Regions from separate parts of the Homo sapiens genome. Here region 1 is linked to region 2. Evidence: chromatin contacts called from ENCODE POLR2A ChIA-PET data. All regions are on one chromosome and are shown on one strand. The core of a region is the stretch at or near the end of the contact, and the rest is flanking DNA. Distances in the headings are between cores, read along the strand shown. Region 1 overlaps AGAP1 (ArfGAP with GTPase domain, ankyrin repeat and PH domain 1). Region 2 overlaps AGAP1 (ArfGAP with GTPase domain, ankyrin repeat and PH domain 1).

What was found. ChIA-PET counts read pairs that join two places held with the same protein, here RNA polymerase II (POLR2A).
Region 1: POLR2A ChIA-PET joins it to region 2 with 17 read pairs in Panc1. The contact joins two enhancer-like sites. POLR2A ChIA-PET finds 5 or more read pairs at or near these places in 4 of 52 experiments (A673, Panc1, T-cell and 1 more).

Annotation. Positions count from the first base shown.
Region 1 is chr2:235,965,242-235,970,848 of GRCh38, forward strand. AGAP1 (ArfGAP with GTPase domain, ankyrin repeat and PH domain 1) reads left to right here. Exons shown (of 18, transcript NM_001037131.3): 13 at 3,221-3,382. Among named protein-coding and RNA genes, the nearest start is that of GBX2-AS1, 200 kb to the right of the region's middle. Within about 2 kb of position 3,595, at least 2 of the 41 ENCODE cell types and tissues checked have a DNase peak (open chromatin) inside an H3K27ac peak, as active enhancers do.
Region 2 is chr2:235,855,523-235,861,345 of GRCh38, forward strand. All of the region lies in intron 9 of AGAP1 (ArfGAP with GTPase domain, ankyrin repeat and PH domain 1), which reads left to right. Among named protein-coding and RNA genes, the nearest start is that of GBX2-AS1, 310 kb to the right of the region's middle. RefSeq lists an enhancer at 1-313. Within about 2 kb of position 4,314, at least 5 of the 41 ENCODE cell types and tissues checked have a DNase peak (open chromatin) inside an H3K27ac peak, as active enhancers do.

The DNA of each region.
Region 1 (5,607 bases), core at 2,345-4,844, 110 kb after region 2:
AGAGAGGGTCAGGTAGAGCCAAGCCTGGAACTGGTGTTGGTGTCATGCACATGGAGAATGCCCCTGTGGACGTAGGGAGGAGAGGCAGGAAAACATGGCATCTTGGGCCAGCACAGTTAGCATGATAAGGGAAAGGAAGTCTTACGGGGGCGAAGGAAGGCACAGTGAAACAGTGTGCCGTTTTGAAGAAGCAATGGTGAAGGAAGCCAGACTTCAAGGAGTCAGGAAGAAACACAGTGGATTTAAACCCTCTATCTGGATAGGAACCTTGTCTGGAGAGGTCTGCAGCGGTTTTGAGCAGACCTGACCGAGCTCTGTGACTTCAGCAAGTTACTTAACCTTCCCCTGTGCCTTGGTTTTCTAATCTGTAAAGTGGAGGTGGTAGGGATACCACGTGCCTCAGCGGATTGCTTAAGAGTCCTGAACGCATTGCTGAAGGTAGAGCCTGGAATAGCCCCTGTTGGGTAGTAACTTTGGATGAGTGTTTGCTGTTGAGACTGTGGCTTCAAGGGTTAAGGAAATAACCCTTTAAGGAATAATGGGGTTTAGGAAAGTGGGCATGAAAGATCTTGGGACCTCTGAGGACAGAAGTGACGCAGTGGAGAGGGAGGAATGAGTGGAAGTGACCTGGCCAAGACACCTGAGGATGAAAGATGGGACCAGGACAAGCTAGGAATGTTCATTTAGCAAGAGAGGGGAGCCCATTCCTCTAGGGATGGAGAGAGGGGAGTCCGTTCCTCTGGGGATGGAGAGAGGGAGCCCTTTCCTCTGGGGATGGAGGAGAGGGGAGCCTTTTCCTCTGGGGATGGAGGAGAGGGGAGCCCGTTCCTCTGGGGATGGAGGAGAGGGGAGCCCGTTCCTCTGGGGATGGAGGAGAGGGGAGCCCTTTCCTCTGGGGATGGAGGAGAGGGGAGCTCGTTCCTCTGGGGATGGAGGAGAGGGGAGTCTGTTCCTCTAAGGATGGAGGAGAGGGGAGCCCATTTCTCTAGGGATGGAGAGAGGGGAGTCCGTTCCTCTGGGGATGGAGGAGAGGGGGGCCTGTTCCTCTGGGGATGGAGAAGAGGGGGGCCTGTTCCTCTGGGGATGGAGAGAGGGGAGCCTGTTCCTCTAAGGATGGAGGAGAGGGCGAGAAGGCCAGTAGAGGAGCCGTGATGGTGGAGTCACAACAGAGGCACCCCAGGAAGCTGACAGCCAGATTTCTGCCATTGATGTTACCTCTCACCTACCACCAGGGGACAGTGACCTGTCCGTGTGCCTCTGCATCTAAGGATGTGCGTCCATAGGAAGCACCTCCTGCCTGGTAGAGGGAAAGTTGCTGAGACACCGAATTGCCACATTTCTCGCAACTCCTTAAAGTGGTGAAGGGAACTTCCGCCTTTTGTGAGTGAGTGACCACCCACAAGGAGTGCACATGGTTGACACAGTCTCAGGTGTCTCATGGTGTCCAGTGCTGCCTGGGCTGCCCTGCAGGAGCCCTGGGGTGGCCCTTCACCCTCTTCGCAGGAGGAGCTCCCCACAGCCCTCTTCTTCCATGTGTAAAGGGTGCATGCAATGAAGGGTGACGCTTCCGACTGTGCAGAGAGGGGCGAGGGGTCTCTGCCTTAGGGCGGCCAGGAACGTACATCAGGGTGTTCTTGGGACCGTATGTATTTCTCAGATACCTTAAATTGTGTGTTTGTACATTTCTCAACATATGATAAAATTTCCTAGAACTTCACAAAATAAAAATATTTTCAATTCATTTTGATTTCCATTATCTTTGTATTTGAAATCATGTCACTGTTCTGCTCAGAACCCTGCATGGCTCCCCATTCCCCCCAAAGCACAGGCGAGGGTCCTCACGGTGGCCCGCAAGCCCCCTCCTCTCCAGTGCCACCTTCCGCAGGCCTCTCCCACCCACACCGGCCACCGCCACTCGGGCCCCCTCTCCGTTTCTGGAACACACCAGGCTCCCTCCTTGGAGCCAGGCTCTGACTGTTTCTCTGCTCTCATTACCTTCTCACTCCTCTGCCATTTTCAAGTCTTGATTCAGTGTCCCGTGCTCAGCGAGACCTACCCCAGCTACCCTATTTTAAATGACACCCCCCATCACTGCCGCCTCTCCCCAGCCTCCCAGCCTTGATGCCCCGCGTTCCTATTCGGTCTTTCCCATAACTCTTACCAGCTTCTGATGGACTCCAGGTTCTGGCCCGGCTGCCATGTCACTGCCACTCCACTTTACAGAGTCCCCATTGGGGCAGGAATGTTTATCTGTTTCTCCTCGATCAATGATGGCTGCCAAGCATCTTGAAAAGCCGCTGGCTCACAGTCAGTGCTCAAAAAATACCAGCTGAATGAGTGCGGTGTGCTGTACAGAACTCTGACTTTGGACTTAAAGATGCTGAATCGTGAAATAAAAACTTTTCAAGACGCCGTAGGCATGCACCACCTGTTTTTCCTGCACGTTTTCAGTGGGCTTTTTTCCACCCGGCTTGAATTATATGCGCGTTCTGGTCATGTAGTACCGCTTTGGCCTTCTCTTTGATAAAGATACAAATGGACATAATACATTGAGAGTTTCACTTATAGTGAATAATCACGTGTGCACTGGTTTTGAAACTGTTCTAAGTAGCTTCAATGAATCAAAAATTGGCAGGCCTACTATATCGACTTCCAAACACTGTCACTGGACATTGGTGAGAGAGAGAAAAAAATGGCATAGAATTTTTCACTGATAATAAAACAAGATGAAGTTATAGTCATCTGTAATATTGAGGCCGGAAGAAAGGATCAGGAATCCCTTATCCTGTGCACCCACAGGAGTCAAACCCACTTAAGATGATATTTCCAAATGTATTCTTAAATGCATCGTTTTCATTTCTAATATATCAAGGTAATTTTAAGAAGAGAAAGATAACTAAAAAGCATAAACTCACCCCTTTCCTTTTGCAGAGCTCCAGTCATGCAGAGGAGAGAAGGAGAATGCATCCATAGCATGCTGCTGATAGAAAAAGAAATGCTTGTGTTTTAATAGCGGGAGGCACAGTAGAGCAAGGGGGACTGAGCCCATCTCATACCAGAGGCTCTAGGCCTCCAACTCAGCAATACAGTAATGGGATGTTATTTGCAGGGCCTGTGTGGTATGAGAGGAGCGTGGCTGTGCTGTTTCTGCGCATTCTGCTTTGTAAGTGCTCACTCTGCATTTTTTTTTTTTTTTTTGCCTTTTCCGGTCCAATGGCAGACACAGGGCTGGGTGACTCCGTATGCTCCAGCCCCAGTATCTCCAGCACCACCAGCCCCAAGCTCGACCCGCCCCCCTCCCCTCACGCCAACAGAAAGAAGCACCGAAGGAAGAAAAGCACTAGCAACTTCAAAGCCGACGGCCTGTCCGGCACTGCTGAAGGTAAGGGTTCCGCGGTGCCCCGGGAGAGAGTCTCCACTGCGGAAAATTCTCTGTTATTTTTCAAATGCGTGAAATTAGACACCCTTAGCACAACAAATGCACAGTAATGCTGGTCACCGTATGTGCTTTCTGTTTGCAAGGTGGCACGAGAGGGCCCTTGGGACCTTTTCATCACTGTCTGATTCTCATATTACGCAACCAAATCTGCTGTCATCACTCTTGGCCGCCGTCGCTGGTAGCGGGTAGGAGTGCTGGTCTCCCAGCCACCAGCCTGATCCAGTTCTGAGGTCTCGCCCCACCCTGGCAGCCTGGGCGAGTGTCCTCTCCAGCCAAGGTGGGCCATGCTGCGTGACTCTGCTGGGGACAGTGCCCACTTCTAGTTTAGGAATCATCTCTGATATTGGTTACTCTTAACTAACCAGACACCTGCCTTGATTTCAGCTTTTAGCAACGTGTTATGATAAACACTTCTTCTGTTAATGTCCATCAGCTCTTTCTGGTATGTGGGCTCTATTAATATTCCAGTTGTCACAGCTCATTGTGAGTCTCCTTTCACCTGAGTGCTTCCTTAGTTTTTATTGCCACTGATGGCTGGATGTCAGCTTCCTGAAGTGGCTCCTTCAAATGAATTCCCTTTTTTTTTTTAATTCATAGATGCAAGTAGAGATAGGTAAGCGCATGCGTACACACACACATACACACACACCCCCCACATTATGAGAGGTAAAATTAATGCAGTTGTAACAAAGGAATACTTAAAAGGAAAAATTAAAGTTTGAGAACCTTGTTGTTAGAACATGAATTATTACCTGTGAGACCGACAATGGTGAGAGAGTGTGGTTACCTGTGAGACCGACATGGTAAAAGCGTGTCTTCAGTGAGGGTCTCATGCCCAGGGGCAACATTTATGGCTTCCATCCTTTCTCTTTCTCTATGGCTGCCATGCTTTTTCCAGATACTCTACTTGATCGAGGGTTCAAACCTGCGAGCTGTCAGACAGTGGCTACATTAGAGGGAGTGGCCCATCCCGTCCACATATCCAGAGCGGAGCACGCAAACCCACGGTGCGTGTGTTAGCAGGGAAGGGGCAGAGTGTGGGGTGTGCTGTGTGTTTCCATAACACCGGAGGCAGGGAGCATCATTTCTTTCATCATCAGGAAGCTGAAGTTCGGAGCTCTGAGTAGCCCGCCAGCCTCCGCAGAAGGGTTAGAAGCCTTTCTCCTTCACCACGTTTCTTCCTGTTTTGCCTCCTGTAAGCTTCCTGCTAACATATTTAGCCAATAAAAACTGATTTTTCGTCGGGCACGGTGGCTCACGCCTGTAATCCCAGCACTTTGGGAGGCCAAGGCAGGAAGATCACCTGACGTCAGGAGTTTGAGACCAGCCTGGCCAACATGATGAAACTCTGTCTCTACTAAAAATACAAAAATTAGCTGGATGTGGTGGCACATGCCTGTAATCCCAGCTACCTGAGAGGCTGAGGCAGGAGCATTGATTGAACCCAGGAGGTGGAGGTTGCAGTGAACCGAGACCATGCCACTGCACTCCAGCCTGGGCGGGCGACAGAGTGAGACTCTGTCTTTAAAAAAAAAAAAAAAAAAAAAAGACGATTTTTCTCATGTTGTGGGGAGTGAGGATAATCCCATTAAGTCAGCGATGGTGGAAAATAATGGTTATGGGTCAGAGCAGCCACAGATGCCACTGACCTTCCCACTGAAAACAGTATCAGCCGCAGGCGCTCTGTGTTGGTAAGACTCCTTCAGACAACCGTTGGGCAAAAATCACCCTGCCAAGCACGTGCAGCCACCCCTCCCTGATTGGGAAGAAGGTTAGCCTCCCCCAGGGTGGGCAGCCTGTACCCTCCACGCCCCTAAGGTGCACACACAGGGGCGGGCGCCAGATTCCCTTTAAGGACAGGCCTTGTTCTCACTTTCACAGGCACGCGTCTTCTTGCATTTGTTGTGTGTTTCCAACCGAGGTCTGTGGTTTTTTCTTATGCACAACCTGGTGGGAACTGACCGTTGCCACTTAGATACACGTTCATTATCCCACCCACGTGTTGACCGCTGTGTAAATGAGTGAATAAATCAGTAGCGTTTCTGCACATTTGATGGAGCAGCTGGCACCACCCAGTGTTCCATTCAGCACCGGTGAGTTTGAAGGAAGTTTGACAAGTGACCGTGACCACGTTGGACGCCTGATGTTTCAGGTCCACTTGCTGAGTG
Region 2 (5,823 bases), core at 3,064-5,563:
GAGTTATAGTAAATTTAAAATCGAGCAATTTCTGCTTTAAATATAGGGTATCATTCTTTCCTTTAGATTCGTTGCCCTGAACTTTTGATTTTGATATTATAAATACACAGCTACTCATCTCATTCTCTTATCTCCACTGTGCTGGGAAGACCGAGAGGCTGAGCAGCAGCTCCACTGAATTCAAGTCAGAGGATATTTGTTTGAATTGGAGACTGGGTGTTGGTAAATGGGTGACAGTGACAAGTGGGTGATTGGGGACACGTCCTTGAGGCTCATGCCTTAGAGGAAATGCCTTGTTTACCCTATGAGGTCTCTAGATGCACGGAGGCTACTGCATTCCCAGGGGGTCAGCCTTGTCTCAGAAGTACTGAGAATATTATTATTATCATTATTATTATTATTTTCTTTTGAGATGGAGTCTCGCTCTGTCACCCAGGCTGGAGTGCAATGGCATGATCTCGGCTCACTGCAACTTCTGCCTCCTGGGTTCAAGTGATTCTCCTACCTCGGCCTCTCGAGTAGCTGGAACTGCAAGCATCTACCACCACACCTGGCTAATTTTTGTATTTTTAGTAGAGGCGGGGTTTCATCATATTGGCCAGGCTGGTCCTGAACTCCTGACCTTGTGAGCCACTCGCCTCGGCCTCCCAAATTGCTGGGATTACAGGCGTGAGCCACCGCACCCGGCCGAGAATATTTTTAAATGTTCATCTCAAGTTAGCATCACTGAAGCTATAGCTTCCTCTCTTTAGTTTGTTCTTGTACCCAGTGATTCACCCAGAATTGTTTGGGTTTTCCATATAAGAAAATGTGATTCGCTTGGTGTCAGTAAGGAAGGGATTCTCTGACTCATAGAAGCAGGGGTGTCACCCCAAACAGCACCATGAGGAGGATAGCCTGAGTCCGATCCCTCTGGGTTGGGGCTGCCATCAGGATCTGTACATTCTCATGACCTGTGTGCTTAAACTTGGGCCCTTGAGGTTCCTGTCCTTTCCACATCTAAGCCAGCAGTAGACTCAAACCGAAGGTCCGTTAATGTCCTCATCAGTCGTGAGCAGCTCTGTGTGGACCATCTGCCTGTCCAGTACTGAACCAGTTCCTGTGACTGGGGCTCATTGCCTTGGCCTAGGCCACATGTTGACCCAGAGTACACAGGCCAGGATGGGAAAGGGTCACCTGCCCATGCAGAGTCACAGGTCCTGGCCATGAGCACAGGAGTTGGATGTAGGACAACCACCATAAATGTCCCTTGCCCAAGTTGTCATGAAATTTCAAAACTTCAGCCAGTGTTCCCTGCTTGACACTCAGACCTGAAGGCCTCCTGCAAGTGCCAGCCACTGTCGTGAGCTCAGGTGTCTGAGAGCACGCTTGGTTCCCACGCTGCGGTCCGGTTGGACGTGGTAGATGTGAGACCAGTGCCTGAAAGAATGCCGCTGTAGGGAAACATGAAGACACACACACTCAGCCACACTGTATTTAATGGGCCGGGATTTGTGTAAGTGATCTCCATGGAGACGCAGGTGGTGAGCCTGAGATGCTACACTTTAGAGCAGGAGTCATCCACTCCCAGATGGCAGCCTGGTACCAGTCTGTGGCCTGTTAGGAACCGGGCCACACAGCAAGAGGTGAGCGGCGAGTGAGTGAGCATTACTGCCTGAGCGCTGCCTCCCGTCAGATCAGCGGAGGCATTAGATTCTCACAGAAGTGCGAACCCTATTGAGAACGGCACATGCAAGGGATCTAGGACGCACACTCCTTATGAGAATCTAGTGCCCGATGATCTAAGGTGGAACAGTTTCACCCTGAAAACCATCCCTCCTCCCTATCCGTGGAAAAATTGTCTTCCAGGAAACTGGTCCCTGGTGCCAAAAAGGTTGGGGGCCGCTGTCGTAGATCCTTTGACGAGCGTCCCCAAGGAGACCTCAGACACAGGTTCCTGCCTTGCAGGGTCCTGACCCCGACCCTCCCGTTGCTCACAGTGTGTGTGCATGTCCGTTGAGCAGCTTCCCACCCTGATTGCAGCTGTTCCTTTTTAAACAGAACCTGCAGAAGTGGATACACCAAGAACATGGATGCATTGCATGTCACATGTATACATTGTCTGTTTCTCCACATATACACCATAACAGAAATGACACAGAAGAGCACCTCCTCGGTTTGCCAACTAGCTTTTGTATAGCAGCAAATTCAAAGTCAACTAGTGATGAGGAAAGACTGGAAGCAGCTAATAATAAGCATTCTTATGTAACTGATTTGCAAGAATGTAGTACAGTCGTCATTTGGGAATTGACTGGGTATAAAGAGTTTTCCAGTAAAAGCGCTGGAAGAACCAGAGCCTGCAGAAGCAGGCCTATCGCCCTGTGCCATGTTTTTTGCCACACTGTCTGCCCATGTTGGGAGTGTGAGGCTTATACCCAGGGCTGCTTCCTGGGTGATCTTGGGGGATTTTCATTTTTCTGGTACAGGACTGGAGAGTTTATGAGATACACCATGACGGTACAGCATTTAATTTAGTATCACCACTTCGGGAGAATGTGTATCTTAATTGCTAAAATCTCTAACTTTGTATAAATTCAAATTGAACATAATCCAGACTATATAGCAATCTTTAATGAATTCCATCATCAACATTACCACATAAAGGAAGTTAAGTTGGGCGTATAAAATCGTAATTCAGTAAATTTTTCTTTAGTTAGTAAGCAGATTAGTATTCATTGCTAAGATGCATTTTATCAACGGTTTTGGTAGCGTTAGTTAAAAAATGTAAGAATAATGCTATAGAACATGAACATAACATTTTTAGAGAAGTATATTTATCAAACTTTTTAGTTGCACAGTTTCTAAGGGCTGCTTACTGATTAAAAACATTTTTACTTATAAAAATGTCAGCCTGTTTTATTTAAGATAAGACATTGAGCTTTCAAGTTGGCAAATTGATGGGCAGAACGTATATATCCTGTTTGTACATGTTTGAGTTTAAGATGCAGTAGGTTAGGGGGAAAATGTTTTAAAACCATACAGAATTTAGGAAACAGACCTTTTAACTAATAACTGTTACTGAGAGATGATAAAAAAAAATATGAACTAGTTCACAATGAATTATATTTTGTATGCATGATTGTCTGTGATTATTAATTGATGTGTACTTCCTCTTTGTCAAAAGTTATAATGTATCCGTCTACCATGAAAGGTCCCTAGAACATGAAAGGTGGTTTCTCTACATGCCTGTGAAATTGATGAGCAGGGAGAGGCTTACTCATATTTTAATGCCAGCAGTAACAGTGCTCACACCCAGAGATCAGGGGCATCAAAGTTGGTGGTAGCAAGGAGTATTTGCCACTGTAATTGACAAATAATACCCCTCATAAATACTGCCAGTCTTTTCAATTAGTTTTCATCTAAAATTCTGGCTACAAAATGATGGCCTGTCAACTGACAATGAATGGCAAAAATTAATAAATTGTCTTCTAAATAGAATGGACACTTAAGAAAAATTGGGCAGCCAATTTAGCACAGCATGAAGCAAGGGGAACCCTTTGTACTGGTGCCGGGCACTAATGTTGTCTCGATCTTTATTAATGGTGCTCGGCGGCTGCTGACAGTTTTGTTGCTACTGGCAACTTTCTTCATTAAAATTAAAGCCAGCATCAAATTCCATTAGCCGTACTCTGGGCACCTTGCATTTTTTTTTTAATACATATTGTTTCTTTTGTTAACTCCCTCTCCACCCATAAGAAGTTGTCAGAGAAGTTAAATGGAAGGAATTGTTTGCTAAGGCCAGAGAACCATTCACTGTTGTTGTGGGGAAATGGCCATTACTGGCCCGGTGAGAACCCCCATCCTGAAATCTGCAACTCTCCCCCCACAACCTCCCCCCCCCCCCCCGCCTTTTGTTCCATCCCCTTTCAAAATGGGAGCATATTACCTCTAAAAACGACACACTATTTTGGATCTGCAGCTTTCAGATAGGAACGACTAATTGGTATGAGGCCTTCTAGTTTCTTATTTTTTCTGAGCAGTTTTTTTTTTTTTTAAAGTTCCTGCTTCCCTTTTCTAACTGTATTTCCATAGCTGACTATACCTTAACACAATAGTAACTCAATGCTCAGAGAGACTCGCATTTGTCCGGAAGGCCTTAGAGTTATTTTCCCGAAGGCATTACTTTTATCTGTAGAACAAATTTCAACCTTTGAAGGAAAAAATCGAGCTTTGCTGAATAAGTTCTGAACTATTGTCTGAAAAGCCGTTGCCTGCCCTTCACAGCACTGTGTACAGTTCAAAAGGCTCTGAAATGCCTCCGCCCTGGAGCTGCTCCTCTTTCGCCAGCAAGAGGCAACAAACAGCTCTGATTCTAGGACAACTCAGTTCTTGGCTGTGCGCAGCGCCTTCCACCAGCAAGCAGAGGTTGTATGGCCACTGCGAATGTCTCTTGTAAAGGAACTAGGCTGGGATCACCATCCCCATGGGTTACCTTCCCCTCCCAGCCCAGTCTCATAATTGCTTTCTTCTGTCCTCAGTAATGCTAAGTTTAGGGGCTAAACCTTCATCTCAGTTTGTTTTCTTCTTCTCCTCCTCCTCCTCCTTTTAACTTGTATCTTACACTGAAAGAAACACAAATACTCATTAAAACAGTGAAAAGATAGTTGTCAAGCAACAAAGGAAAGGGCATACCAGAAAACATACACTGAGAAATAAAAAATATAACTTTATCTCTGAGCATCCTAGCACTCAAGGCAAAAAGGAAGATAATAATGCTGAGCTCTGCTGGAAGTCATTACGTAAGTGCGTTCGGTATTTCCTTTAACTGTTCTAACTTGAAACCATAATTATAATTACCTTTTTTTTTTGCCTCAAGGAGATGGCTTATGGATTGAATATGAGGATTACCTTTTTCTAACTGCGCAGCTTTCTAGTCACCACTGTCTCCCCATACCTTCCAGTCTCACATCACAGATACGTATTTTATTAATGGTATCTAGGATAGTGTTAACAGGAGTCTAACAAATCCAGTATTGTCCTTGTGAATCTTATTCTCATTTGTGGAATTTCTCAAAAATACAGCAACTGACTGAGATTCCAAACAGCTCACAATTAAAGACAGTACAATGTTTTGCTTTACAGAGAAGTGGCAGTAGTACAGATTCTGTTTTTTTGTAATAAATGTTTCTGACATTTTAATAGTGAAGTAAATTAATCAAATAATTGCAGGAAGATTCTGCTATTCAGCCGTTCTTTTTTGAGTAATCTTAAATAATTAAAGGAAGAACAACATGCCAAATGATGGTTCAATTAGCATGTATAAAAATAAATATTTACCAAGACTGCATTATTTGCCAAAACGGAGATGTGCAATTATTTAATATTGTTGATGGGGCCCATAAAACAAATAGTACCAAATCTCTCCCTGTGTACGGCCGTCAGCCTCCAAGGGCTGTTCTCCCACTGCAGACACCCCTCCTCTTACCACCACAATATCTGAACCAGGCAAGGAGACAATTGTTACTTGATGACTGAGCCCACTAATATGTTACAGGAAATGGGGCATGAAATGCAATACTTTATATATAGTATGTACTGTGTGAGTCTTCCATTGAAACAAGGCCATTTTTAGCTTGCTGATACAATATTTGCAGTGGTTCATCATTCGATTGTCCTGATTAACAATCAACTTCTATAGGGGACCATTTGAGTAGTTTTTTTAAATGTGATGAATCAGAGGATTTGTTCAACATCACTTCATCCTCTTCTTTAAATGGTAATTGGCACTTGGGAACTTGGGAGTGAAATAAGGTGTGGTCTGTTCTATGTGGTCATTTCCAGAAG